7 separate regions of the Mus musculus genome follow, and all the other regions are linked to region 2. A link is a loop called in an ENCODE intact Hi-C map of the cell type or tissue named here. Cell type or tissue: heart. All regions are shown on one strand.

Region 1 (4,000 bases), 97 kb before region 2:
CATGACCATAAAAGCCAAAACAAGCCTTGAAAGTCTTCCTTGACTCCTCCAGGAGGATTTGTGGGCACTGGGGAATGGGGGTGGAAGTGGGGGTGGGGGTGGAGCCTGCAGACTATCTCATTATCTTCATCTGGATGCCTCAAGGGCAGCCATCTTATTTTGCTTATCTCTGTGTCTCACAGAGCCTAGTTCGTAACAGGTGCCCAATCAATGCTTGGAGAATAGCCCAGTAAGACTGAAGCAAGATGGTCTTGACACTATTAATAGACACTATTAATATGGCATTGTAACCAACAGGACACACGAACTAGATATGGCTATCTGTAAAGATAAGCACGAAATACGCTGTGTCTAGTTTCTTGTTTCCTAGCATAAACAATGTACCCCCTCTGTGACAGGTTCCTGAGTGGAAAGGGAGGTTTCTCAGAGCCAGCTGCTGCAGGCAGCTTTCTAGAGTCAAGTTTGGCCCTTAATGGGAACCCAACAGTACCACCAAGTTATGGAATGCAACTATATTGTACTGCAGTGTACTGGCTGCACGCGGGAGCAGACCAAAGTCTATATGTTCTTTGTTCTGTTTACACTAGCTTCACCAAACTGTTTCGCTCCCCGGTGGGAGAGGAGTTGTCCTAGGAAGGCCATCAGTACTAGGGTGGGCAGTAGAGAAATAAGGTCACATATTCAACCTCAGTTCCCCCTGGAACAGCTACTGAAATGGCTGCTGGGATCACCTTCATGAGTTTCGTCAGACATCAAGCAGAACTTACAGATAGATAGATATCCGTTCCCATTTCTTTACAGTTTGTTCTGCACCAGACCCTTCACTGATGTCCCCATGCTTGTCATTTAGTCCTCACAGCTGCTTAGGCTAGGTGCCTTGATTATCATTCTCATTTTACCAACGGAGAAACTGAGTCCTGACCAAATCATGTGGACTTGCCTGGCCATACACAAAAAGGGAAGCAGGATCCAGGGACTGGGGTGGGGATGGGGGGCGTGTCCTGATAGTTTAGCTAGAGTTCATGTGCCCCATGATTGCAGCACACTGTCTCCCATTGGAGAACCAACAACGACAGCAACCAGGTATGACACCATCTTCCAGGGGAGAGGATGTGACCAGAATACACACAGCAGAAACATGAATGGTGAAGCCCGGAAATACTCCCTGGCTGGTTGATTCTGGGGATCACTGGCAATGGAAAGTGAAAGGATAGGACAAAGGGAGGCGCTCTGTGTAGAAGTGCTGCCAGACAAATGAAGGTAAGGCCAAGTTTAAGTAGAAAACTGTGAAGACCAAGCCTCTAGGGGGGTTTCAGTGGCTCCGCCATTACATTCCTAGGGCTAAACCTGAAACAATTGAAATCAGACACTTGGACATAGACTCGTACACCAGCGCTTTTCACAACAGCCTCAGAGTGACAAAAAGGTCACCAATAATAGATGGAAGGGCAAACTGCACACAGTATTACCATGCAATGGCATATCACTCAGCCTTTAAAAGCAAGGAAGTTTTGACATATGAACAACATAAATGAGCCATGCAGACTATGCTATGTAAAATATGCCAGACACCAAAGGAAAACTACTGCATGAATCCAGTAATACATGATATCTAGAGTTGTCAAATCCGTAGAGACAGAGCATACAGTAGTAGTTACAGGGGCTGGGGAGGGCTATGGGAAAATATTCTTTAGAATACATACTTTTAGTTTTGTAAGATGCATCCTAATGATGGATGGTGGTAATGGTGGCATGACTGTGGGACTACACCTGAGGATGCTCAAGTCTTATAAATTTGGCATAGCATTTGCCTTTAAACCTATGCACATCACCTGGCCATGGTGGTGGTGCATATTCTTTTTGTTTATTTGTTTGTTTGTTTGTTTTGTTTTGTTTTTGAGACAGGGTTTCTCTGTGTAGCCCTGGCTGTCCTGGAACTCACTCTGTAGACCAGACTGGCTTCGAACTCAGAAATCCACCCGCCTCTGCCTCCCAAGTGCTGGGATCAAAGGCGTGCGCCACCACTGCTCGGCGTGGTGCATATTCTTAATCCCTGCTCTCAGGAAGCAGAGGCAAGATCTCTCTAATGCTTTGAATTCAAGGCCAGCCTGGTCTACATAGCAAATTCCAGGACAGCCATTAGATGACACCATTAGATGGCAAGAAACTTGTGACTTGGCTAAAAACGGCAATAAGCAGAAATTACCTGAAGAGGGCGCAAGAGAGCTCCGGAACCGTGAGCGCTCCCCCGCCCCCAACCTCTTCCTTACCCCACCCCCTCACTGTGTGCCCTGTGCCTGCAACTTAGTAAAGCTAGTCAGTTGAGCTAAAATTGTTGGGCGTGGCCAAGCTCCCAGGGAGTCCTGGGGAATCCCTGTAAAAAAGCAAATTTACTTCTAGCTTCTCTCTAGTGAGTGCTCTTCTCTCTGAGGCCTTGTATTCCCCCACTGAACACTGCAAAGAGGTTGGCCTGAAGGGAGGAGGAAGGCAGTCCAGAACTGAAGAAAAGGTCGTGTACTTGAGCAGCAGACACGTTCAAATCCTGATTCTACCATAGGAGGCAGAAGTCTACTTGGGAGGAGAATCGGGCCAGGGTTATTAAATACATAGGGATTTTGAGTGAATGGTCTTGGATTCTGTATTCCTCTATCTCTCTGTTTCCTTGTCTGCAAAATGGGGTTAATAACAGTTCCCGTCGGAGGAATTCAAAATTCCTGCTATCTCAAAATTGTTTTATAAGCTGGCCCATGACCCCAGCCCACAATCACAGTGGTCAGGAGGCCAGGCAGAAGGATTGCCAGGAGTTAGAATGGGCTACATAGCAAAATTCTACACAGCACAATTTGGAGTCACAAATCTAAAAGAAGGGCTATGGGTGTGACTCGGTTGGTAGTTTCCCTAGGATGCACAAAGTGCAGGGTTCAGTCCCTACACAATCTAAACTGGACATGGTGGTGTGAAGAAATAATCCCAGCACTTGGTAGGTAGAGGCAGGAGGATCAGAATTTCAAAGTCATTTTGAGCTACATAGTGAGTTCAAGGTCAGTATGGAATAGGTAAGACCTTATCTCAAGAGAAACAAAAACCAAACAAATCAAACACTAGAAGCTGCAAACGTAGCTCAGTTGGCCGAGTGTTTGCCTAGCATACAACACGTTCTGCATTCACTCTATAGCACCACATAAATTGGGTATGGGGGTGCGCGCCTGCAATCCCAGGACTTGGGAGGAGGATCAGGTCAGGGTTATTAAATACACAGGGGTTTTGTGGCTTAGTCCAGGCTCCATAAGACCCTGTTTCAAATAAGAAAAAAAAAATCTAAGGGCTGAGCAGATGGCTCAGCAGTTCAGCACGTTTGTTGCTCTTTCAGAGGACCCTGGTTCAATTCCCAGCACCTGCATGGTAGTTTACAACCAAAGATAACTCCAATTCTAGGGGATGTAAGGGCCCCTGCATCCTTAGGACCCTCTCCTAGCCTCCATGGGTAATAGGCATACACACAGTACATATACACTCATACAGGCACATCACCCACACGCATAAAATGAATGTCTTTTTTGAATCTAAGAATTGTGCAGTTTATAAAAGATAATGTGAAGTGCCAACCACAGTGTGAAATATGTTAGCTAGGAATGCCCCCATAAAGCGGCAAAATCGTCATAATGATTAAAAGCTCCAGTAGGTCATAACAGGGAAATAACTGTGGAAGCATGCAGGCCAGAAACCTAGCCGAGGAACGTGGAGAAACTGAAAACCGGCCCAGAAAGGGAAATCGTGTTTGGGAACTTGTGGGACAATGGCAGCCTGGCACCCTCGCCCTTGAGCCACACCCTGTATCTCAGGGAGTCGGAGTCGTGCAAGAAAGCAGGAGAAGGGAGGGAAAGAGCCAACACCTGGGAGCTTTTGGCACACTTGACCTTTGACTCAAGGAACACCTTGGGGGAGGGGGGAGGTGTGGCTCCACCTTTCAGCCTTAGGTGCCAGCTGTACAGTAACAAGG
Region 2 (4,000 bases):
GAGAGAGAGCCGCAGCGCGCGCGCCCTTCGGCGGCGGCAGCCCCGCTTCTCCCGGCTCGCGGGGTTCCGCGGCTCGAGCGGTGGCGGCGCCGGCGGCCGCGGCCGGTGGCCCAAGGGCGAGCGTGTGAGCTAGCCGCGAGCTCAGGAGTCCGCGCCGGGGCCGTGACAGCATGTAAATGAGCCCCGAGGGGCAGGCGGAGGACGCGCTGCCGCCGCCGCCGCCGCCGCCGCCGCCTCTGCCACTCGCCGCCGCCTCCCCGGCCGGAGCTTGAGGGGGCCCCCTGGCGCGCGGAGTTCTCCTCCCTCCGCTCCCCACACCGCCCGCCCGCCCGCCGGCCGCTCACTCGCACGCCCGTGCTCCTGAGGAGCCCGCCTCAAGCGGCTCCCCCGCGACGCGCGCCTCAGCAGCGCTGGGTGGCTTTGGCGCTCACCGCCTGAATGGCCGGGACGTCCAGCAGCGCGCGCCTCCCGCTGTCGTCTGGTGTCCCCCGCGGAGCCGCTCGCTCCTCTCCTGTCCGGCCCTGGCCGGCCGGCGGCAGTTATCTGTCCGCCCGTCTCCCCGCCCCCACCGCGCCTGAGACTCACGCAGCGCCCCCGCCCCCTCACCGCACGGGGTCTCGAGGGCTCTCCCGAGTGGGCCAAAGGTCGCCGCCGGGGCCGCTGCCGCCACCGCCACCGCTCGCTGAGGGGGGTGTCCCCCGGAGCGCCGGCGTTCGCGGCCCTGTCGAGAGCCACCGAGTCAGCGGGCGGCCGTCCGAGAGCGGCCCTTTAAACCGCCGCCCGCCCGCCCCGCCATGCAGCCCGGCTTTTCTTTTTTTTTTTTTTTCCTTTTTTTTCTTTTTCTTTTTGGGAAGCGCCAAGAGACCCAAGTGTCGAGGCCTCGGCGGTGGCTGTGGCGGCGGCGGCGCCACCCCCCAGAAAGTGCCAGAAAACACAAGCACCTGAGAAATGCCCCAACTCCAAACTCCCAAGAACCGAGTCCCCAGCGGCCCGAGCCCGCTCCTCCTCACTTGTCACCTCCGCCCCCTCCTCTTGAGCTCTGTTTCGCTCCCCACCCCGGGTCTCAGCCCCGAGTCCCCTTCGACGCCATCACTCCCGGTCCCCCGCTGTCCGCGCTGCGGGCTCCCCCGGGCCTTGCCTCTCCTCCCTCGCCGCGCGTCTCCCGCTCTTCCCGCTATTTTGGGCACCGGGCGTCTTTTTCTAAGTTTCTTCCCATGTTGGGCCGGGTCACTCCTTACTTTCCCCCACCTTGTCCCCTTCCCGTGTGTCGCCGCGCCCCTCCATTTCTGGCCGGCCCTCGCCTCCATTTCTCCGTTCGCGCCTTGACCCCCTCCCCTCTTATTTCCCTCCTTGATTTCTCTCCCCGCACCTCACCTTAGCGCCCCTCTTTCTCCTCACTCAGCTTGGCTGCTCTCTCCATGCGCCCCGACCCCAGAAAGCTGTCCCCTCGCGTCCCAAAGCCCCCTACCTGCCACTTCAGGTAAACCGGCTCCGTCGACCCCTCGAGAGACTTGCCCAGCAGCCCGCACGCACGCAGAGTGAGAAGGGGAGTGATGCGTCTGTCCCGTAATGGCGGCGGAGGGATCTGGGAGAATAAACCCGGGGCGGAGGTATAGTGAAAGGGCACATATAGGGGCCAGCCTGGTGCCCTGGGGTGATGCCCCTGCTGTCTGAGCTGCGGGGACGCGCAAGGTGACCATGTAAGACAGCTTTTTTAGAATGTCTCAGAACTTAGAACATGTCGAATGCGGAGCATTTGAGCAGTTTTTGAGTCTTGGACAAATGAAAACCCGTTCACAATATTCAGGGGGTTTTTATATAAAACCCAAATAAATTTCTATTTATTCCTACTCCTTTACAACCCCCCTCCGCCCCCTTCATTTGCTTCATTCAAGAACCCAGGGCATTTGAAATACAGCAGTATATGCTGCCATCTTCTGCCCAAAACCTGAACTATTTTCTGTTCCCGTGTAAGGTTCCGCCGCTCAGCGGGACACTACAGGTGCCTCCTGGTGGAAGAATCCACTGGGACTCCAAGCCGGGGCAAGAGTTGCTCAGTTTTAAGAAAGCTGAAGTTCCAGTTGCCTGAACCCTGATAAATGTGACTTAAATACGTTTGAAATTTCCTAGACTACTGTGGCAGAGCGCACCCCAAGATCCCAGCTACTCGCAAAGCGGAAGCAGGCTTGTTTGTGTCAGGCCAGGCTGAACTAAACAGTGAGATTGTCTCAAAAAACACAAGCCACATAAAACGAGCCTTCAAGCCACCCCTGAAATTAATTAGGAGCAAAGTGCAGCCAACTAATTCCTGTTTCCCACTCTTTGCAACTGTTACATGAGGCCCAAAATATGGGTAACTGGGGAAGGCAGTACTCTGTGCTATAGTGGCTAGAGACCCCAAATCGTGCTGTATCTCCAGTTCCTGAGAGGATCCCAAGGCCCAGGATGAAAGAGGATTGTGGCTATTGCGTAAAGCACTATACCCGAGTATATATACATCCCCATAGACTATGAAACTTCTATTTTTTTCTCTTAAAAGCCCATCACGTCATTTTTCTTGTATTTCCTTCTTCTTTTTTTTTAAATGTTCTTGGATAAAAGCCAGAGGAGGTAGTAGAATATAAAATTTCATCTGCATTGTGTAGATTTATAGCCTTCTGAATTGTTTTTTAATTACAGTGTTTATTATTTTCCTTCTTGTTTATAATTATTTTATGTTAACTCTTATAATAAAATATATTAGTTCCATAAATGTTTATTTGCGTTTTGGGAACAGCTAGACCTTTTGCTTCTATGTTTGCCTGAGCCCTCTTATCTTTGTGTAACCTTGGGATGAGGCCCTGGTGGAAGTATTTTCTTCTTGACATTTGGCACCATTAAATTCAAGATTTTTGTCCCCTTGACATTTCCCTGTTGTGTAGTCCTTGCTCTCAAGAAGTATTGTTAATAATTCGGGACAGATTTGCCCAACATATCAAGACTGATCAAGAGCAAATAAAGTTGGGACACAGAAAAATCTAAATAGTACAGAGATAGAGTTCAGAGAGCCGCCATTTCTGTGCATACAAGTCCAGCCTGTGTTGACAGACTGCATACCTCGTGAGGGAAGGCTGACTGGACAGGGCCTCCTGGGCTCTCCTCTGTGAAGCCTTGCTTTACTGTCATACACTGTAGTGGATGGAGAGATTCCAAGCAAATGGTCTTGCATAGATTCAGAATGCAGGGGCCTGGGGCACTAGCAGACAAAGATGGTGGCTTTTTGGGTGGGGCAAAAAAGAAACACATCTACTTCTTAGAGTAATTCAACAGCCATTTACTGTACACGTGTTCTGTGCCAGGTCCAGCGTTAATGGAAATTCAGAGAAAAATAAGATACACTCCAAAGCTGCTGCCACGAACTCCTAATCTAGCTGGGAAAAGAGACATACAGACAAACAACATACTCCACGTCAAGCTGAGCCTGAAACCCCAGGGTTTTGGGAGACTAAGGCAGGAGGATCACAGGTACATGAGTCATTCTCTCTGTCGTATGACTGCACAGGCATGTGTGTTAAGGGTTGAGGATAGAGTTCAATGGTGGAGTACGTGGCTAACATGAAAAAAGCTCTAGGTCCAATTGAGCACCTTTAAAAAGTCCAAGAAATAAAACCCAAGCTTACCACTACAAGTGGTAAGAGGTAGACACTTACTGATTTGTGGGCAGGCAAAAGTATGTGCTAGAGAAGGTGGAGGAGGCTTTACTTGGGAATGGAAGGACAGTCCACACATTCTCCTTGCTTGGATTACAGTATGGATACATCTTTTTTGAAGGCATTTTTATTAGATATTTTCTTCATTTACATTTCAAATGCTATCCCTAAAGCTCCCTATATCCTCCCCACCCCCACCCTCCACCCCCGACCTGCTTCCCAACTCACCCACTCCTGCTTCCTGGCCCTGGCATTCCCCTGCACTGGGCATATGAGCCTGGCAAACACAGAAGTGGATGCCCACAGTCAGC
Region 3 (4,000 bases), 56 kb before region 2:
AAAAGAAGGAGATGGAGAAATTGTGCAGCTGATAGACCGCCACCTCCATGGGGGTCTGATACATTTCGGTGTTCATGGTTCGGTTGCCGGGGAGCTGTGGCTGGTTTGAGTGGCTGCTGGCGCGCCGCTATAGGATAGGCTTTGGCGTTGCAGTCAGGCCCTGAAGCAAGGAGTAGGCTGCAGTGCAGACCCTGAGCCAGGCAGGCACTTCTAAGCTGGAGTTGAAGAGAAGTGACTCCAAGGGTGTCACCTAGTATGTCACAAACTCCACAGCAGCCAGTCCAACCCAGACTCAGAGATAATTTCGGCTCCTGCTTCTTTATATAGGAGGAGCCAGCTGCGTCACATGGCGTCAGGGGCCATGCAAATGAGTCCTGTACTGGGCTTTGTGGCCCAGTTAAACCACATCCCCTCCCTGAACCTTAGTCAGGGACTGTAAACAGTTCAGCACTTTCTTGTGCCAATTGGCATTTCCAAAGAGGACTTTGGAGGCTGGCAAAACCCAAACCGGAGCCGATTTCTAGAGAAAGAAGAAATGCTCTAACAGGAGGTAGAAAGCATTCAGCAGAGGGCGGTACTGCATTTAAAAGTTCTTCGGGTGCCAGTCGGCATGCTCTAACTGGCTCTGCAGTGCTCTCCAGTCACTCTGAATGCCTACTCCCACCATTCTTCACTTTCTCCAGCCAACTAACCCCTCAGTCAATCTCTTTCCTTGGAAACAGGCTTTCCATCTGCATATTCACGCACTGAGAAACGCAGCTGTCACCTCACCTAGCCGGATGCTTACCGAGCCTGGTCCAAATTTTAGAACCCACTCAGTTTATTTCTTCCTTGAAAAGTATAGTTATGGGAATAATGGGTGGTCTGCATGAGATATAGGATGGACACATAATAGGAGCAGTGGGTGGATGACAGAGGATATTGAAAGCTGACAGTTGACAATGGAGTGACAACAGATACCAGTCATTTTCTCTTTGTTCTCTCTATCCTACTCTGCCAAGAAAATACATTCAACACCATTACCTGAGAGCTCTTGTCCCTATTTATTTTTATCTCTTGTGTATGGGTCTTTTGCTGGTATGAATGACTGTACCACATGAGTGCCTTGTTGGATTCTCTGGAGTTACAGAAGGTTGTGAGCCAACCTCGCAACAATCGACCCAGTCCTCTGGAGAACAGCCAGTGCTCTTGCCGCTGAGCTACCTCTCCAGCCCTTCCTTCTCTCTTTTCCCTCTTTCCTCCCTTAATGTCTTTCTAGACAGGGTCTGTCTACATAGCTCAGGCTGGCCTCTAATCACAAGCCTTCTAAATACTGGGATTATAGGCTATAGCAACATGATTTCACTATTTTTTAAAAGCAAAATTTTGTTACTTTTTAAAATAAACAACAAGCTGAAAAGAAAACTACAATGCAAAGTGACATATCAACTGCCTCAGGAAAATCCTTTCCTGCGATAATGTAACCGTGTAAACAGGAGCCAGAAGAAAGCAAGATTTAGGATTTCCCCAGGAGTTCCCAAACTGAGAACCCTGAAGTATTAACACCAAGGGGACGTGCCTCCCAGGAATCTCAACGTGCTGATAACAGCTCCATCTACATGTTCAGACTTTCTAGTTTCCTTTCAACTTGTTTCATTATTCCTATAAAATATGAAATAATGAATGATCAGGGAATCCAAAGAGAACCTCCATCCCAAGGGGAAATTTTGCCAAAATATATTATGGCAAAATATTTTTGCCAAAATAAATCCATATACCATTTAAGAGTAGCGATGCTGTAAAGAAACAAGGTTACTGTTGTCTAATAAAAATTACACATTTGCATTAAAATATAGTTTCATTCTTTTGGCATAAAAAAGAAAGGAAGGAAGGAATGAAAAAGAAGGCGGCATCTAAGACTTAAAAGGTTCTTTCCTCCTGCTCCTTCCTAAGAAAGGCCACCTGGTGGACAAAATCTGAACGGCAAATGTAAGAAACAGCATGGGCAGAAAAAGGAATAAGTGATGCAATAACCAATACTGTTTACACCAACCAAACCAGAACTAGAGGAACATTAGGTTCCACCAACATATACAATAGTTTGCATGATGTTAAGGTAAGTACCCATAAATCAGTGCTCCACAAGTTATGGTCCAATGAAATATTCTAGTGCAATCACGTTATTGGAAAAGTACTGGGACCTCTTATCAGCAAAGGAGGTAATTATTTGCTTCAGGTTATTTCTCTTAAACAGGTACCTGGTACTGACATCCTGGCCAAGGCCCCAGCCAAGCCCAATCTTCAGGCCTTGACCTCTTCCTGGCTTTTAGTGCATTATAACTTAACAGTCACTGTTTTCAACTATGAAATAAGGCTCAACTAGCAGATTTTAATGGTAACATATTCAATTCTCACTACAGTTGCAGAGAGCTGAACAATAAACTCTCCAAGCAAACCTTTTGCATAAGCCCATTTCAGACCATTTTAGTCTGGAAATAATGCCAACCTCTGGACATTTTAAACTTCAGGCTCTTTGAACCTGGTATTTGCAACTAAGAGGTATCCAGCAAGCAGAACAAAGTAGAGATAGTATTTATAGGTCGTCGGGAGTGTTATCTGAAAGAGGAAAAAAAGTGATCTTGGAGTTTGAGGCCAGCCTGGTCTACACAGTTTCAGGACAGCCAGCCAGGGCTAGGCAGAAAAACAGGTCTGGAAAAAAAAATCCTACCAAACCAACCAAACCAACCACTTTTAAATTAGCTGATTAGCTGTTCTTAGAGTTCCCTGCTCTATTATCTGCCCTCTGCCACCTAGAGCTTTCTTGGTCTGAGAGAATCTCTGAGTTAATTTTTTTATTGTTTTGTTAAATTATTCTTAAACTACTGCTACTCACCTCAAAATTCCAAGGGAGATGGTGGGAAGGCAGCGGGAGAGGGATAAGACAGGTAGGCAGAGGCAAAATAACACCAGAAAAATGGTGTACAGGACAAAAGTAAAACAATCATTTTGGTGCAGATTCCCTCATTTGGAAACAGTGACAGAGAAATTCAGGTACTTTGAGGAAAAAAAGAGAAAGGAGGAAATAGGGGTTGCCCACGAGGTTGCATTGAATAATAATTAATTAATTGCTCACTAATTAATTATACTTCAATTAAAAAAAACCAAGCTGAGTTTGCAACTCACTGACTGTAATAGTTTCCATCAATGACATACTAACTATGGGTTGACATTGTGATGGATGTACCACAAACCCTGCATTACAGGCACTGTCACTACCATTTACAAATGAAGAAATTGAGGGTTTGGCTCCCCTGTCCAAGATAGTGAATTACATTTCAGCCCAAATATACTGACCTAGAAACTAAGTTTATTTTCTACTATACCAGCTATTGGATAATTGTGAATCAAAAAGAGGGTTTACTGAAAAAGGAGAAGTCACAAAGTTAGAGGGATGAATTGGAGGTGTCAAATACAGGTAAGGAGGAAGACAGGGTGAAGAGAAAATGCCTCTAGGATGCTAGCAAACATTGGTGGTATACAAGAGGTTCTAAGGCCAACTTTAAGTTTTAGGCATAGTCACCTTTTTTGACATTTAGGGATGGTGAAAATATTAAAAAATATTCAAACTGTCCCAAAGAACTTTAGAAAAGAACGAATATATATAGTTCCAGAGCACAGGCTATTCTAAATAAAGTGTGTAGTCTTGTAATAACAATTACAATTTAATCAAACCTCTAAGTTTGGGCCCCCACTTACTGGCATCCTCAATTAAATCTACCCATTTTTTCTTATTCTTTCTGTACCCAGCCTTTAAAATGTGGTAAAAAAAGAAGCTTTGCTGGGCATTGTGGCACATGCTTTTAATCTCAAGAGGCAGGAGCAGAGGCAGGAATGTTTCTGTGAGTGCAAGGCCAGCCTGATGTACAAAGTCAGAGCTACACAGTAAACCTTTGTCAAAGGAGAAGGAAGGAAGGGAGGGAGGGAGGGAAGGAAGGAAGGAGCAAGCTTATACCAGGAAGTT
Region 4 (4,000 bases), 110 kb before region 2:
GCCTTTTCTGTTTAACCCTGGCTATCCTGTAACTTGCTGTTTAGACTAGGCTGGCCTCAAATTCCTCTCCCTCCTGAGTACTGGGATTAAAGGCATGCGCCACCACTGCCCAGCCCACTTTTAGTTGTTTTTGTTTTATTTAATTTTGTATTTTAAGAGTCTGTATAAATGTCTATAAAACCCATTACTGTGTACAGAGAATGTATGCCAATTTTTAAAGGGGCTTCGAGAGGTTGCACAATGAGAAGAGTTCTTCCTGTGTAAGCATGAAGCAATGAATTCAGATCCTCAACCCCACCCACAAAAAGCACATAGTATCCAGAGCACTGGAAGGCAGAACCAGGTGGATAGTCAGCCTAACTAGAACAATGAGCCCTAGGTTCAGTGAGAGATCCTTTCTCAAAAGAATAAGGTAAAGTGCGATAGAATAGTATATTCATGTGTATATACATGTATACAGAACACACACACAGAATAAAACTGAGTTGGACATTAAAAACCACAACGTCTGGGATGTACCTCACTTGTTATTCCCCACTCTGTTAAGTCAATGGAGGCCATGTGGGGAATAACAGCAAGGAACTCCCACTCCTCCTCTTCAGGAAGTGGGAGGTGTCATGGGAAACCTAGTCATGGACCTCTCATTGCACACACTAGTAAGGAGGAAGTTTCCAATGTGGCTGTCAGTGGAGGCTAAATGGGAAATCTATACGTCTCTCCCTAAAGGGCAATACTAAAGTGATACCCCATCCCCTGCTTCCCTTACTAAAACTGTCAGAAAAAGCCAGCTAAAACTCAAGACTTAGATAAGAGCTCCCACTAAGAAACATCAGTAAGAAATGATATAAGAATGACAAATAAACATTACAAACATGTTAAACACCAGTAGACACATGTTAAAAACATGACACGGGCAGGCAAGCAGGATGGGATAGTTCAGCAGGTAAAAGTATTAGCTATGCAAGTCCAGGTTCAAGATCGGAAACCCAAGGTGGGAAAAGAGGACCTTTCAAAGGTTGTAAGGGTTAAATGCAACTAAGGTGAAGCACCTAGTATGGAAGCAGGCTAGAGTCCATGGAGGATTTTGTCATTCCATACTGTTTACTATGACTGCTGTAAATGATAAAACATTGTGTGGAGGACCTGATAAGAGTCCTCTTCCCAAGTAAGTGTTAGTTCCCTTCCGTCCTCTCCACTCAGGAACAATGGGGAATCGACATCAATGGTAACTGTGTTCCAGAGGTTGGCAGAAGATGGGCGGAAACTTGTATGGAAGAATGAGTGTATCTTGGCGTCCTTATCAGGTCCTCTGAGCTTTGATAGGGTCAGCTACCCTTGCCTTCCTCCAGCTCCTATTCAGGCTTTAGTGGATCAGAATAGGCTCCTGATAGGAAAAGCATGTCCTTCCGAATAGATTGGGGCCTGCATTGCTCTTGAAATTGAACATTCAACTTTCATCTTGGTTTGCTGAAAAGAAATGTCCCAGAAAGGTTCAGGCAAGCAGGGCTACATGTCTTCCTAGCTTTCGTTCTCTGAGTGGTCTCCTCTTTTTGGCCAACAGTATTGATTACTGTACCCAGCCATGTTTCACTGAGACCGCCAAGGTGGTCTTCAGATCCTAATTTGGATATTAAGGGGAGAGCTTGTCACTTAATGTCTAAAATGCAGTTTGAAATAATGTTTATTTTCAAACTGTGTCACTACAAACATCTGTGAGAAGAAGAAAAGAGTGTTGTGAAATTAAGTAGCATCAGGGCTCTAGAAATCTCCTGGCTTTGGGAATCAGCTACTCTAATAATTGGACATAATTCATGAACTTGTTCTACTACGGAAGAAAGTGCTCCCTCTTCGGGATTTATGGCAGTGCCCTACTCTCTGCAGACAGCAGAGGGCCTCATTAGCACAAACTCAATGTCACTGGCAAATACATGAAAAGGGAAGTTAGCCAAGGTTCTGAAAGCTCAGTAAAACTTTAACAGAACTTGGGCAAGAAAATTGACTGGTCAGCTCAATTCCGTTTAGGAAAAAAAAAAAAAAAAAAAAGGAGGGACAATGGGCTGTACAGAACGTTCTTATTGTTCCCCTCTTTGTGGCTGAAAATTCTTCTAAAGTCCCCAAAATGTTCTTACCTCAGCTAGTAATAGGAATCCTGGGTAGGGTCGCTAGGTTTGGAAAATAAAGATACAGAGCTTACCGATAACTACACTGAACATTATGCATTTTTAAATGTAATGTTCTTAAAGACAGGAAGAAAACGGAAGACTAACTAGGGACTATGTGGGCACCTCGGGTTCTCCTTTTGCTTCCTCTATCTTGTCTTGGGTGCTAGACAGGTTTTCAGATATGCCAACAGAAGAATGTCGAGTAGAATCCAGCTTCTCCAGGCAGAGGATCAGGAAAGAGGCGCCCTGGCAAAATAGAACACTTGCAACACAACTGCTTCACTGCAGCCAAGCAGAACAGAGAAAAATGGCCCCAACTTATCCAGGCCAGCATGGATGGAATGACAAACCAAGATTTCCACTCTGGTCAGGAAACGAGGATCTGTTCTTCCACCCGCACCATGTTTTAGACAAAGGCCTTGTATGGAGGTAGCTTTTAAGTAGCAAGGCCAGGTAACACCCATACCAACATTATCTTTGCTGTTTGTTTGGTTGTTTATTTTCTGAAATGCATTTAACACTGGACCTCCTGGTTTTGCTGGGTTCTCCTAATTTTGAGTAAATTCTGATCCCGAGCCTGAACTCTAGTGATCTGTCACCACTCCAAGCCCCGGTGAAGAAATGGAAAGAAGTTTCTCTGGAGGTAACACCAAGTAGGGAGTCCCTGGGTGCCTCCACCTTCATGGCTGCTTTTTCAAATGCTGTGCAGATGTGTGTTTTGCTCCCTCTTGCTCATCTACCCTAAAAATCAATGATGGGAAGAACAGCAACAAAAAAAGCAGCTCAACTTCTGTGTCTTCTCCAAGGAAGATTGCTGTGGTAAATGTCCCTAGCAGGGTTACTATGTGGAGCAAATGAGATAAAGCAGCAGTTATTAAAAGCCCCTTCATGCCCAGTGTTGCGCAATAAAGATTGTTTTTCTTCCTTCTTATTGTAGCCCCAGACTATCCTGGAACATTTTTTTTCAATTGAAAATTTATATGCTGTATTCTGATCACAATTTCCTCTCTCTCATCTCTGTCAAGATCTTCTTTCAGAACGTTTGATCAGCCTACCTTATCCTTCTGAGTGTGGGGTCTCAGATAATCACAGATTCAAGCCACACCACTGGGACACTGAGTCCTCTCTCTCCTTCCCTTCCCCCTCTCTCTCCCTCCCTCCCTCCCTCTACTCTCTCTCTCCCTCTCCCTCTCTCCTGTCTCCTTCCCCCCCACACACACACACAGTTCAGACTGGTTTTGAATTCACATTCATCCTGCTTTGGAGTCCTAAGCATTGAAAACAGAGGCGTGCATGACAGCCCATCTCACTTCCTTTTCTTGTTTGAACATCAAAGCTAATATTTGAACATCTTCACCCTGCCTGCAGCCCAGGGACAAAATGCCTCTGACCCTCTGACCCTTCAATGCCATTATTATTTTAACGATTAATCAATGCTCTTGTTGACAAAAAGATAAACCATGCTTACTGAAATCCAGGCAGTATGAGCTGGTATAGGGTGAAAAGGAAGTCTCTCTCTCCTGTCCCAGGCCTTAGTTCTCTACTTCCTCTCCGTCCAGGCAACCTCTATTGCCAATGTATTCTTCCAGAGACATCGTATGTGTGCATGTGCCTATATATAACTGTCTTTTCTCGCCCATGTGACCACTAGATTCCCTGTTCTGTACCTTCACATGCTATTTTTGGTTTCTAACGGCCTGGTTTTATTGGGATACTGACCAGCGGCTGATCCTAAGGGCTCTTATGGAAAAACAGGTCCTTTGAAACTTGTTGCTGCCGCTATTGGAAGGATGTTGTCAAGGATGTTGTTCATTGTATCCCACAGCATCCTCTCTGAG
Region 5 (4,000 bases), 120 kb after region 2:
AAGACTCTTCCTCCCCAGGAAAGCCATGACCCATGTTCCATCCATCTTCCTTGCCCTTCTTCTACCTAGTTTAGGTTCTTCCCTTTCCTATGCCCAGAGTACGCCAATCATACTTTCACCTCTGCACTTTTGTGTATTAATTTTTTTTCTCTCCACCAGACAAAACTCTAAGAGTAAGATATCCTGTAATTGTATTCATTCTTTTCTTGTGCAGTACACCCCTACAGCAACTTCCCATCATCCTTACTCCTCCAAGCTCCCCCTCCCCTGCCTTCTCCCCTAGATCCATTACTCCTACATTTATTTTCCTTCAGGAAAGAACAGGCCTCCCAGGGATACCAACTGTAAATACACAATAAGTTACAATAAGACTAGGCACAAACCCTCACATCAAGGCTGGATGAGACAACTCAGTAGGAGGAAAAGGATCCCAAATAAAAGCAAAAGAGCCAGAGACACCCCCATTCACATTGTCAGGAGTTCCCCCAAAACACCAAGCCAACAACCATAACATATGTGCAGAGGACCTAGCACAATTGCATGCAGGCTCTGCAATTACCATGTCAGTCTCTGTGAATACCCCACCCCCACCCCAACCCCCATGAGTCGCATTTATTAGTTCTCTGGGCCTTGCTCTCTTAGTGTCTTTGACCCTTCTGGCTACCACAATTCTGCCTCCCCATCTTCTGTGGGGGTCCCTGAGCTCTAGGGGGAGGGGCATGATGGAGACTTCCAACCTAGACACTCTGCCTAATGTTTGGCTGTGGGTCTCTGTAGCAGTTCCCATCAGTGGCTGGAGGTAGCCTCTTTTATGATGATTGGGCTAGACACTGATCTCTGAATATCATTATGAATGATTTCCTAATTTTTTTTTTGGCCATGTTCAGTTTTACCCTAGGTTTCTGGGCTACCAATCCTCCAGTTCCTGATCATCCAGGCATTGTCCAGCATGGGTTTCCTCTAATGGAATGGCCTTGAATTAGACCAGTCACTTGTTTGGCCACTCTTACAAGTTCTGCACTACTATTGCCCAGCACATCTTGTAGGCAGGACAGATTGTAGGTGGAAGGTTTTGTGGCTGGATTGGTGTCCCACCCCACCACTTGGAAGCCTCGCCTGGCTATAGAAGATGGCCAGTTCAAGCTTAGGCTCCATATCCCCCATTACTAGGAGTCTTCACTAGAGTCCCCTTCATAGATTCCAGGCAGTTTCCACTTCACTCGGTTTCTATGTCCCCCCCCCATATGCCCTCCAATTCCAGTCATCTGTCCCTATACTTTATCCCTCCATATCTCTTCCAATTTGATCCTTCCTCTTTCCATCCATACTATCCCCCAGTCCACCAGCAAAATCTATTCTGTTTCCCTGTCCCAGGGAGATCCATGCATTCCCCTATAAGCCTCCTTGTTACCTAAGCTCTTTGTGTCTGTGGGTCGCAATATAATTATCCTTTGCTTTATAGGCAATATCCACTTATAAATGAATATGTACCATGTTTGTGTTTCTGGGTTACCTCACTCGGGATGATTTTTTTTTTCTAGTTGCATCCATTTGCCTGCAAATTTCATGTCATTTTTTAAACTGCTGAGTAATATTCCATTGTGCAAATGTGGAGAAAGAATTTTTTTTTAACCAACTCCACATCTGATAGAAGGCCAATATCCAAAATATATAAAGAACTCAAGAAACTAGACATAAAAGGAACCCCAAACAATCTAATTTAAAAATGTGGTACACATCTAAACAGAGAATTCTCAATGGAGGAATCTCAAATGGCTGAGAAGCCCTTAAAGAAGTGTTCAACGTCCTTAGCCATCAGGGAAATGCAAACCAAAACTACTTTGAGATTCCATCTTAAACCTGTCAGAGAAGCTAACATAAATAACACAAGTGACATCTTGTTCTGGCGACGACGTAGAGCAAGGGAAACATTTCCTCATTGCTGGTGGGAGTGCAAACTTGTATAGCCACTATACAAGTGGGATTTGTATGGTTTACAAATGGGATTAATATGGTTGTTCTGTAGAAAATTGAGAATCTATCTCAAGACCCACCTCTACTACTTTTGGGCATCTAGCAAATGGATGCTCCCTTCTACTGTAAAGACGCTTGCTTAACTATGTTCATAGTGGCTTCATTCATAATTGCCAGAATCTGGAAACAATCTAGATGTCCCTCTACTGAAAACTAGATAAATAAAATGGGGTATATAAGCTTCTTTTGTTTTATACCCAGCACATGGCTTGGTACTAGCACTGTTAAGAAAACGATGATTAAGTAAACAGCTCCCCCTGGTGGCTAGGTTTTCGAAGTATAGTTTTTAATGCCCCAGAAGGGTGAACCAGTTACCCTGGTAAGGTAATTTTTTCTTTCAACAGTAAGAAAGGAAGTATTTTAAAATATGTGGTCTCCTAAAACCTATGTTGTTATTTAGACATTTCTCCGTTTTTTCATATTTCAGCAAACAATATTGAGATGACAAAACAGATCAAAGAAAACAATTTTGAGCCATCTTGTAAAAAGAAAATATAAGCGCTATTTGTCTCATGTAGTGAAAAAAATGTAACACGGCACAGTTCTCCTTCAGTATCCATGGAGGATTGGCTCAGATACCAAAATTCTCAGATGCTCAAGTCCCTGGCATAGCAGGATTTAGTATTTGCATATAATCTAACTATATCCTTGTATATACTTTAAATATTTGCAGATTACTTATAATAGCACAGTGTAGCGGCTATATAAATAGTTGTTGTACTAAATTGCTTGGGAATAAGACCAAATATCTGTACATATTCAATACGGATGCCAATTTGTTCAGATATTTCAATTATGAAGTTGATTAAATCCACAGGTACGGAACTTACAGATGTGAAAAGCTATCTGTATAGGCTTTGTTCATTATATCTTGACTTCAGAGTCAACACAGTCATTCTTATTCGTTGACTGATTCAACTGATACTTGTAGCTTTACCTACAGTATGTCAGGCACTAGGCTACATGTTGTGGATTCAGTTGTGAGCAAAACAATGGCCCCACCATTAAGGAGCTTGCATCCAAGTTAAGAGGCACAATTTTTTTGTTTGTTTTTGTTTTTTGAGACAGGGTTTCTCTGTGTAGCCCTGGCTGTCCTGGGCTCACTCTGTAGAGCAGGCTGGACTCAAACTCAGAAATCCACCTGCCTCTGCCTCCCAAGTGCTGGGATTAAAGGCGTGCACCACCACTGCCTGGCAAACATTTTTAAAACATATTCTTATTAAGAATTATGACTGGTATAAAAATAATGAAGGATGCAGAATGATATATGTGTGGAGGGAGAGGCATAGAACGAGAGACACAGAGGAAGAGATTGAGATTATATTGGATTCAACTATTTTACCAGACATTTGTAATTGTTAGAGTTTCAGAAAACTACAGAAATGTCTCCCTAGGCATGCCTAAAAGCTTATAGGAACTCTAGAGAGTTTCCTTTTTTGTTTGTTTACATTTTGACTTGGGAGGAGGCGTATATTTTGTCATGTATATGTATTCTCATGATCACTACTGGAATTAAGTCATTTTGTTATCTCCCCTTCAAAATCACATGTGCTACCTCCTTTTAAAAATTAGATTTAGGTATTTATTTCTACTTTATGTGTATGATGTTTTGCCTGCATTCATATCTGTGCACAGACTGCATGTCTGGTGCTCACAGAGACCAGAAGAGACTGTTGGAACCCCTAGACCCGACATTACAGATGGTTGTGAATCATTGGATGTGCATGGTGGAAACTAAACCTGCAAGAGCAGCCAGTGCTCTTAACCACTGAGTTGTTTGTTGAACCCCATGTGCTACCAATTTGTAGTATAGTCACATCTGTCTTCCTTATAGCCACTGGTCTGTTCATCATTATAATTTTGTCATTTCTGTAATGTTTTGTAAGTAGAATCATATAGTATTCAAAATAATTATGATTTTCTGTGTCACTTATAATGCCTCTGTGATCCATTCAGCTTGTATCAA
Region 6 (4,000 bases), 64 kb after region 2:
ATCTGACCTTGTCCAAGAATACAGTATAATCCTGTTAACCAAATACAACACATCTCCACTGTTTTATTTCCCATTTTCCTGATGATTAGTCACATTAAATATCTTATTATCTGCTATTTTTCTATTTTTGAAAAATACCCATTTAAGTTCTCTGCCCCTTTTAAAACACATATTCTAGACAGTAAGTCCTTATCATGCATATATGGTTTTAAAACATTTTCTCCCATTCCCAATGTGTCGGTTGTGTACTCTGCTGTGTAGGTGTTGGTGCTATGTAGTCTCATTTGTTTGGTTTTGCTCTTGTTGTCTGTGCTTTGGATATGACACATTAACTTTTACATCTCTTGGTGCTGTACTTCCTTTTAGGTAATGTGGTTGGGTTTTTCCCTTCATTTCCACTCCAGTGTTCTCTAGCAGGTTTGTTTAACAGTGCTGTTGGCTGACTGCTATTGGTTCCCTGATAAGACACACCCATCTACCTTCATTTTTTTTTCTGGATTTGTTCCCAAGCACAGTAATGGGAGGCCCATGTGAGAGGGGCTGTTTCGGATTGCTTTATTCCTTCCTCATTTTGAGTGGAGCTAGAAAGAATATCCTCTGAGGTGGCTTCCTTCTCTCATCTACCTTTTAAGTGTGTGTGTGTGTGTGTGTGTGTGTGTGTGTGTGTGTGTGTTGGGGGGAGGTGGTAGTCTTTGAGCCAGTGATAGGTTAAAAGACAGGCTGTATCCAGACCAATGGGAGGCTCCTGGCTTCCAAATGGATCTTATTAGGGACATTGTATTCTGGATGGCTAGCATCTGCCTCATTGTCCTCTTGGCAGTGACCCTTTTGTATTGGTCAAGGATCTGAAGGTGCAAAAGAAACCTTACCCCATACACTTTTAGTGGCTTTAATCCACCTGAACAACTTGTGCCCAAGTCCAATAGAACATTGCCATTCTCCCTTTGTCAAAAGAAAAAGGGGTTGGGTTTCCTTCAATTGTCTGCCCTTCTCTGTCTCCTCCACTATTTTTGTTTTACTCTCTAGTTAACTTTGCATACAACAGCTTCACCAGTAGGACCTGTGAGGAGGATCCAGGCACACTCTTTTCATTGGCGAGTGCAACAGCCTTCTCCTTGCTCTCATCTGGGGGTTTGTGGATGTAGAAGGGAGGTAGGTGGGTGAAGAGTTTGGCCACAGTCTTCCTTCTGCGCTTCACACACACCACCCGGTCGTGGACGCGCAAACACACACACACACACACACACACACACACACACACACACACACACGCTCGTGCGCGCCTGCTCAGGCCCCTTCTCCCTGTGTCTTCCATCAAGATGACAGGGTGCTGGAGAAAAGGCTGCTGGAATCAGCTGGTAGGTACAGTAGTAATCTGAACCCCACCCACCCACTGCCTTTGCTTGCTCGGGTTTCTCTGGTCACTCCTGCCAGGGGAGAAAACATGTAAGCGCGCCTCCAGAGGAGGGGCACGGGGAGTTGGGAGTGGCGGGGGCGGCGGAAGGTGAGCCTAGGAAGGTGGCCCAGCGCCCCTTCTGCCCGGCCCCTCCCCGTGCTCCCGTAGGGTGTCAGCCTCGGCTCTGCTTGCCCCCACTCCACCCTCCTTTCGAAGGGATTGCCTTTTTTTTCCCTCTGCTGCGGCGGAAATGACAGTGTGGTGCTGCGGTGGTGTCATGGTGCTGCCTCTGGACCGAGAGGCGAAAACTCTTTAAGTTTAGCCCGGGAGACCTAGACGCGGGAACGTCGCGGTCTCCGTGCTGTCCCCCGTGGGGCGCGCGGGCTGGCGGATCCCGGCTGTTGCGCGGCGGCGGCGGCGGCCGCAGCGGCGAAGGCGGGCGGCGGCCTAGAGTGGTGGTGGCGGCGGCGGCGGCGGCAGCAGCGACAGCGGCCCGGGAGCTTGCACGGGAGCCCGAGCCAGCTTGCTGCGGAGGCCGGCGAGCGCCCGGCGCTCCCCGGCGCGCGTAGGAGATGGCTGGCACCCGGGAACAATATGGGTAAAACGCGTCCCCTCGCCGAGGCCCGGGGGGATGGTGGTGGTGGTGGGGTGGCTAGTGTCGCCGCCCGCGCCGGGCTTGGCCCTGGCTGGCTCCTGCTGCTCTTCAGGTGCCGCCGGGGCTGGAACTGGCCGAGGACACTTGGGCTTGGGGGGGGGGGCGGCAAGAGGGGGGAGACGGGGTCCTGGCGGCAATGGCAGGGCCCCGGTTGTCTGTCACACTGTTGTGACCCGAGCTCCTGCCGCTGCCCTCCTGGGAAGGAGTTTGCACTCCTAGATCCCAGGCTGGGGACCGGCCCGAGGCCTCCCGCTTGGCCAGGCCGAGCAGGGAGAAAGCAGTGGAGCGGCTCAGCTCTCGTGGCGCCTAGGCGCAAGTCTGGGAAAGGGCGCAGCCGCCTTCCCACGCTCCCGAAATCCACGGCGTCCTCGGCCCGGGCGGCGCCCCGAGGTCGGCGGTTGGCTCAGTGGTGCTGGCGCAGCAGCCTGAGATTCTGTGGACACCCTGCGAGCGGGAACCCCGGGAGAAACTTAATTCTCCCTCCCCTTTTCCTCCCTGCTGGGGAAACGATCTTCAGGTCTCTGTCTGGGTGGTTCTTTATTTCTGGCCTAGCTGTGAAAGCAGCCCCGTGGGGGGGGGGGGGGTGGAGAGGGAAAAACTTGAGTGTGTCCATAGGACACACTGCGACTGAAGCAGGGACAGGGGAGCCTTTTCCATTCCGGGCTCATAAAAATTACTGGAACATTACTGGTTATGAGCTGGCTTGGGTTGTTTCGCACTTCACGTGCAGCATAGTATTTATTTATTTAGGAGGCATTTCGATTTAGAGGAGGAAATTAGGATCCAGGGATTGTTGGACTCTTCACTTTCCCCACTCTTCCACACTCCTTAGGTACTGTCTCTATTCAAGCCCCCACATCTCCCACCAGAGTTCCTGCACTCTCAGCTTTTCTCTGTCAACCTGTGCAATGCGGCTTCTTGCTTTTCAATCACTTTGATTTTTTTTGAAGATTTTGGAGGGTGGGGCTGCTGAATGGCATTAGTTGTGTGTCTGTCTCTAAGGAGGAGTATTTATGAAGCAAGACATTGGAAACTGTAATAGTACACAACTATTGTGTGGGGATTAATTAATCTGATTCTCGAATTGGACCACAAGAGTTGACTTTAATCCCATTCCATTTCCTCTCTGAAATCGAATCAGATCTCTGACACTATTCCAATAGAAGATGGAGTTGCTAAATGGAGAGTTTACATTCTTGCTCACTTCTGCTTGGGGAGCTTTTGCTGTACCCTAGATTCCTATCCCAGCATCCCCACCTTTTTTTAACCTCCTCCTCTCTGCTCATCACTGCCCCAAGGGAGAATCAATCTTTGCTATTTTTATATATTCCTGCTCAATCAATTAGCTTAACACAGACTCATAATATGAATTAGATTTCTCGTGATTGTTCCTTACAAAACTCGTTTCATGTGGTTGAAACACAAGCCTGGAAGCCAAGAAGATCAGAGAGTTCATTCCAGATGTGACGTTGCATTGGCTTTAAGGCCTTTAGACATTTGTATGACCTCTCTTTCACAGTTGCTTCACTTGCATAAAAGGCATAATATTGTGTACTGGGTATTGTGAGTATTGGCTTGGTCCTTTGAAGATAAAAGGATTCTATAAACCTCAGCATTATACTCTTCAATGAAAGCACTTCATTTATCCTTTATTGGGTTACTGGATTGACTGGGTATAAATGGGAACACTAATTTACAGGAACCCTAATTTGCCATTATTAGTTCCCTTGAGATTCAAATTATCATTGTAATTTAGATCTTAAGTCAATTTGTTTCATGAATGTATATGCAACTGAATGGAAACATATATACAATTAGGCATAGAAAGTAATGGTGATGATTTTAAGTCGAGTCATAAATCATATTGATTACACTTTACCCTAACAATGTGAGTCAGACTCATTTGAATATTCAACCTCACCCATTTTTTTAGTCTACATGGGGGGAGT
Region 7 (4,000 bases), 120 kb before region 2:
TATAAAACCATGTATAAACTCGATTTTTCACTACACAAGTATACCTATGATATTTATAAACTAGGCACTGGTAAGAGCAATTACAGCTCCACTAATAAAATTGCCCAGATCTCTATTGTGCCTTGGGACCATCAGGTGAAGTAAGAGACAGCTGATGTAATAATAGGCTGTTAGCATATATAGTGTGCCTGTCTTGGAAAAAAGGATCCTTATATCTTAGGCAGGATTATGCAATAGCATTATGTCTCAATGCAACACAATTTAAAAGGTTACATTTTCTATCTATGTGCACATGGGTGTGTGAGATACCATGTACCTGTGGAGGTCAGAGAACAACTTGAAAATTGTCTTTCTACCACGTAGGGCTCAGGAATCTAACTCAAGCCAGGCTCCTCAGCAAGTGCCTATATCCACCAGCCACATCTGTTTTGGGGAGTCCCTCATATGTTTGAGGCAAGGTCTCACTATAGCCCTGGCTGGCCAGGAACAGGCTAGTTATAAACTGGGAGAGAGATCTGCCCCTTCGAGTGCTGGGATTAAGTGTGTGTGTGTGTGTGTGTCCGTGTGTGTGTGTGTGTGTGTGTGTGTGTGTGTATGTTCCCATATCCTGTACAGCTCCCTACAGCGAATCTATAGTCTTATTTTGTTTCTAACGATGCTTTGCTGATGAATGTATTCTACCATGTGAGTCCTGGGAATCAAGGTCATGCATTGAGACTGAGCCATCCGGCCAGCCTCTTAGGGTTTTGGAAACAGGGTCTGTAGTCCAGATCAGCCTAGAACACACCAGTGTCTCAGGTTTGCCTTAATTTGTGTGGCAATGCTGCTCCCGCCTCCTCAGTACTAGGTTACAGGCATGAGCCACTACCCTAGTTTGGCAGTGGATTCTTAACTAGTTATTTAGCAGGAGGCAGCACCCCAGTGGTGCAGTTAATGGGAAACTCCCTGTGATCTGAGAGACCTTACCTGGTTCTGTTTTACGCTCTCCTCACCTTTATCCCCAGAGATCTGAGAACAGGTACCCAAAGCCAGTGCTTCTGTAAGATAAGGCCGGGGGCTCCTAGTCCCAAGTACTCTTTCCAGATCTCGAAGTGTTCTGCTGGAGACAAGGGTGAGAGTGCGTACCTAGTCTAGAGAGGCTGAGACAGGAAAGCTGCCATGAATTTGAGCCATCTTTTCTATCTCAGAAAATAAAAATAAAAAAAAATAAAATAAAACGGTGTTCCCTACTAAAAGTGTTAGAGTCAGTTAGTAGCATGACTCTTAAACTGAGGATTATTTCGAAATACCAAGAATTGAGTTTTGGAAAGGCACTATCTTTATTGGCCTGCCTTCCTACCCCTCCCTGGTAAGGAAGTGGTCTGCAGAATCCAGTGATAGGTACTCCCTGCTGCACGCACAGTATTAGCAAGGCTGAAGAAGGTAGCTTCACACTCAGGCCCAGTGCTCAGGATAGAGACCATTGGGAGACAGTGCTTTGTGCGAAGAGCCCATTACTTGAGGGGAAGTGGACTCGTAGTCTGTGTCTCCATATTTACCGAAGCCTCAGTTGATTGGCCTCCTAAAGTCAACCCCTGGCTTTTTCCTCTGCTTTTGTAAAGGACCACCACCACCCCGGGGTTTTTGCAACCCATGCATATTAGGACCTCAAGTTTGGATACAAGAGGGTCATGCATCTTTGGAGTCCTCTTGAGGGCATCATCTGTGGTAAGAAAGTCACCTTAGTCATCTATGTGCTGACCTTTTGTAACTGCAAATGGGAGAAGAAACAGACAACACAGCAACAGGCAGGCACACACTTTAAATTACTTCCTGTCACACTTCCAAGCCAAGAATTGATAGTCTTGTATCTATCTATTAGTACTTTGCTGTTTTCTCCCAATTGCTTCTTGCAACCTGGTACCACAAAATAGACATCGGCTCCAGGATACTGCTGCCCTGTAACGAGAGGCTACTGTTGAGACATCGGGGAGTTAATGACATGGATTACAGCTAATGATTTCCTCTTTAAAATTTTTTGAAGGTTTTTTTATTTTTAAAGAGACATTATATAGCCGACTGGCCTCCACATCCTAACTCCCTTTTGTGTTTGTTTTCTTTTTTTTGTTTTGTTTTGTTTGTTTGCTTTTTTTTTTTTCCGAGACAGGGTTTCTCTGTAGCCCTGGCTGTCCTGCCTGGCTTGTAACTCCCAGAGATCTGCCTGCCTCAGCTTCCTGAGTACTGTGATTAAGGGCACGTGGCACCACCCAGGGCTTAAGATGTTTGTTATTTATGTGTACCTGTGTGAGCACGTGGGTTTGCACACTTACAGGCAGATACCCATGGCTGCCACAAGGGGGCATCAGATCCCCTGGAGTTGGAATTACAGGTTACCCAGAGCAGCAAGAATCTGAATGGCTGAGATGTCTATTCATCCCTCCCTCCCTCCCTCCGGGTCTTTTTCTTTTGGGGGGGGGGTCGAGACAGGGTTTTTCTGTGTAGCCCTGGCTGTCCTGGAACTCACTCTGTAAACCAGCCTGGCCTTGAACTCAGAAACCCGCCTGTCTCTGCCTCCCAAGTGCTGCAATTAAAGGTGTGTGCCACCACGCCCGACTTGCATGATGCCCAATGGAATCATGTTAAGATATGTCTATCTTTTCATAGTTTTTTTTCATTATTATAAATTCTTTCTCTTTGCTTTTCTTGGGGTGGGGGCATCTTTTTTGAGGCAGGATCTCAAATACTGGCAATTCTTTCTCTGGTTCCAGCATGCTTGGATTACAGTTATGTACCACCATGCCTGGCTTAATTTTTTTCTTTTTAAAAGTTATTTTTTAAAGCCAGCTGTGGTAGCCCAGACCTTTAATGCAAGCACTCAGGGGGCAGATATGTGCAGATTTCTTGAGTTAGTCTGGTCTAAATAAGTTCTAATACTTTTAAAGCTACATAGTGAGACCCTGTCCCAAAAACAAAATGAAATTTTTAAATGATCTTGTAGGGCTAACAAGATAGCTAACTCACCAGGTAGAAGTATCTCTTCCCAAGCTGTTTCGTGCTCATAAATTGTCCTCTGGCTGTGGCATATGGGCCATAGCATATGCCCTGCCACACAAAATAAATAAAAATTTAATTTAATTTTAAATATAATTTTGTATATATTTGAATTTTACAGTATAAGAATACAAACATATCCATTATCTCATAGACACTTTGTGACAAGAACAACTGCACTCTGCTTATTTAAAACTTCTAGGCTGGGGATACAGTTAAGTTGGTACAGTACTTACCTAGCCTGCATAAGGCCCTGGGGGGGGGGCGGGGAAATCACCTATAATCCTAACAGTTTGGAGGTAAAGGCAGGAAACGGTCAAGATCATCATTTACAACACTGAAGAAATGTGCTGACCAGTGGTAGTGTACACCTTTAGTCCCAGCATTTGGGAGTTAGTAGAGGCAGGCAGATCTCTTGAGTACGAAACGAGCTTAGTCTATGGGAGTTCCAGGACAGCCAGGGCTACAAAGCCAAGCCAAACAACAGAAACTGCTGCTGCTATGGGGCTGGCTTGGAACTCAGTATGTAGAACAGGCTGGCCTTGAACTTAAAGAAATGTGCCTAAAACATCTTTAGTGGTTGAGCTAGAGTTAGCAATGTGTTATTTACCAGTAATTGGAGTTCATCATCAAACACTGCATTGCCCTCTGTGTAGAGGCTGTCCTGGAATGTGACTGATATACCATGGGTCACAATATTCATGAAAACTGGATCCTTCCTCCCCTAGCAGTTATAAAATACCAGCCACTCCTATGCTAATAGGATTTCAGGGCCACCCATCCCGACACACACACTATGCTGAGATTTTGTCTGAGCTTGTGCGGCATCTATGCATAGTGTCACAAGCACTGAGTTCCTATGTGCATCTGCCTGCTGGGTCTGTAAGCACTGTTTCCTTGAAGTCACCCACCACTGGTGTCTGGGACTCTTTCTTGCCCCCTCTTCTGTGAAGATGCAGAGGCTTTGGGG

The links. A loop is a pair of places that touch in the nucleus more often than their neighbours do. Peaks named below come from ENCODE experiments on the same cell type or tissue, not always from the same donor. Only the 100,000 strongest peaks of a DNase experiment are listed, where the experiment ranks them.
Region 1: it touches region 2 in a loop (6-fold over the local background); 30 of 42 quality-filtered maps call a loop at or near these places.
Region 3: a loop joins it to region 2, with 9 times the contacts of the local background. A loop is called at or near these places in 17 of 42 quality-filtered maps.
Region 4: a loop joins it to region 2, with 7 times the contacts of the local background. A loop is called at or near these places in 32 of 42 quality-filtered maps.
Region 5: a loop joins it to region 2, with 12 times the contacts of the local background. A loop is called at or near these places in 10 of 42 quality-filtered maps.
Region 6: a loop joins it to region 2, with 2.1 times the contacts of the local background. A loop is called at or near these places in 2 of 42 quality-filtered maps.
Region 7: a loop joins it to region 2, with 9 times the contacts of the local background. A loop is called at or near these places in 8 of 42 quality-filtered maps.

Annotation. Positions count from the first base shown.
Region 1 is chrX:140,501,847-140,505,846 of GRCm38, forward strand. No RefSeq gene overlaps it. Among named protein-coding and RNA genes, the nearest start is that of Gm39538, 31 kb to the right of the region's middle. In heart, a CTCF peak has its summit at 2,196 (motif pointing right); a DNase peak (open chromatin) is centred at 2,295.
Region 2 is chrX:140,598,969-140,602,968 of GRCm38, forward strand. It overlaps Tsc22d3 (TSC22 domain family, member 3), which reads right to left and starts at 1,554. Exons shown (of 4, transcript NM_001077364.1): 1 at 1,469-1,554. In heart, CTCF peaks have their summits at 391 and 1,975 (motif pointing left); DNase peaks (open chromatin) are centred at 163, 1,093, 1,313 and 1,953; H3K4me3 peaks cover 1,945 bases; H3K27ac peaks cover 1,206 bases; H3K27me3 peaks cover 2,163 bases.
Region 3 is chrX:140,542,892-140,546,891 of GRCm38, forward strand. All of the region lies in intron 2 of Tsc22d3 (TSC22 domain family, member 3), which reads right to left. Among named protein-coding and RNA genes, the nearest start is that of Gm39538, 10 kb to the left of the region's middle. In heart, CTCF peaks have their summits at 558 (motif pointing right) and 1,948 (motif pointing left); a DNase peak (open chromatin) is centred at 310; H3K4me3 peaks cover 845 bases; H3K27ac peaks cover 906 bases.
Region 4 is chrX:140,490,137-140,494,136 of GRCm38, forward strand. No RefSeq gene overlaps it. Among named protein-coding and RNA genes, the nearest start is that of Prps1, 36 kb to the left of the region's middle. In heart, a CTCF peak has its summit at 1,875 (motif pointing right); a DNase peak (open chromatin) is centred at 1,885; H3K27me3 peaks cover 233 bases.
Region 5 is chrX:140,720,314-140,724,313 of GRCm38, forward strand. The region is part of intron 3 of Mid2 (midline 2); the gene reads left to right. Among named protein-coding and RNA genes, the nearest start is that of Gm23199, 43 kb to the left of the region's middle. In heart, a CTCF peak has its summit at 2,298 (motif pointing left); no DNase peak of the experiment used is centred here.
Region 6 is chrX:140,663,285-140,667,284 of GRCm38, forward strand. Mid2 (midline 2) reads left to right here and starts at 1,672. Exons shown (of 10, transcript NM_001358366.1): 1 at 1,672-1,994. The coding sequence starts at 1,991. In heart, no CTCF peak of the experiment used is centred here; DNase peaks (open chromatin) are centred at 1,557 and 1,867; H3K4me3 peaks cover 2,891 bases; H3K27ac peaks cover 2,222 bases; H3K27me3 peaks cover 1,940 bases.
Region 7 is chrX:140,477,059-140,481,058 of GRCm38, forward strand. No RefSeq gene overlaps it. Among named protein-coding and RNA genes, the nearest start is that of Prps1, 22 kb to the left of the region's middle. In heart, a CTCF peak has its summit at 2,329 (motif pointing right); a DNase peak (open chromatin) is centred at 2,313.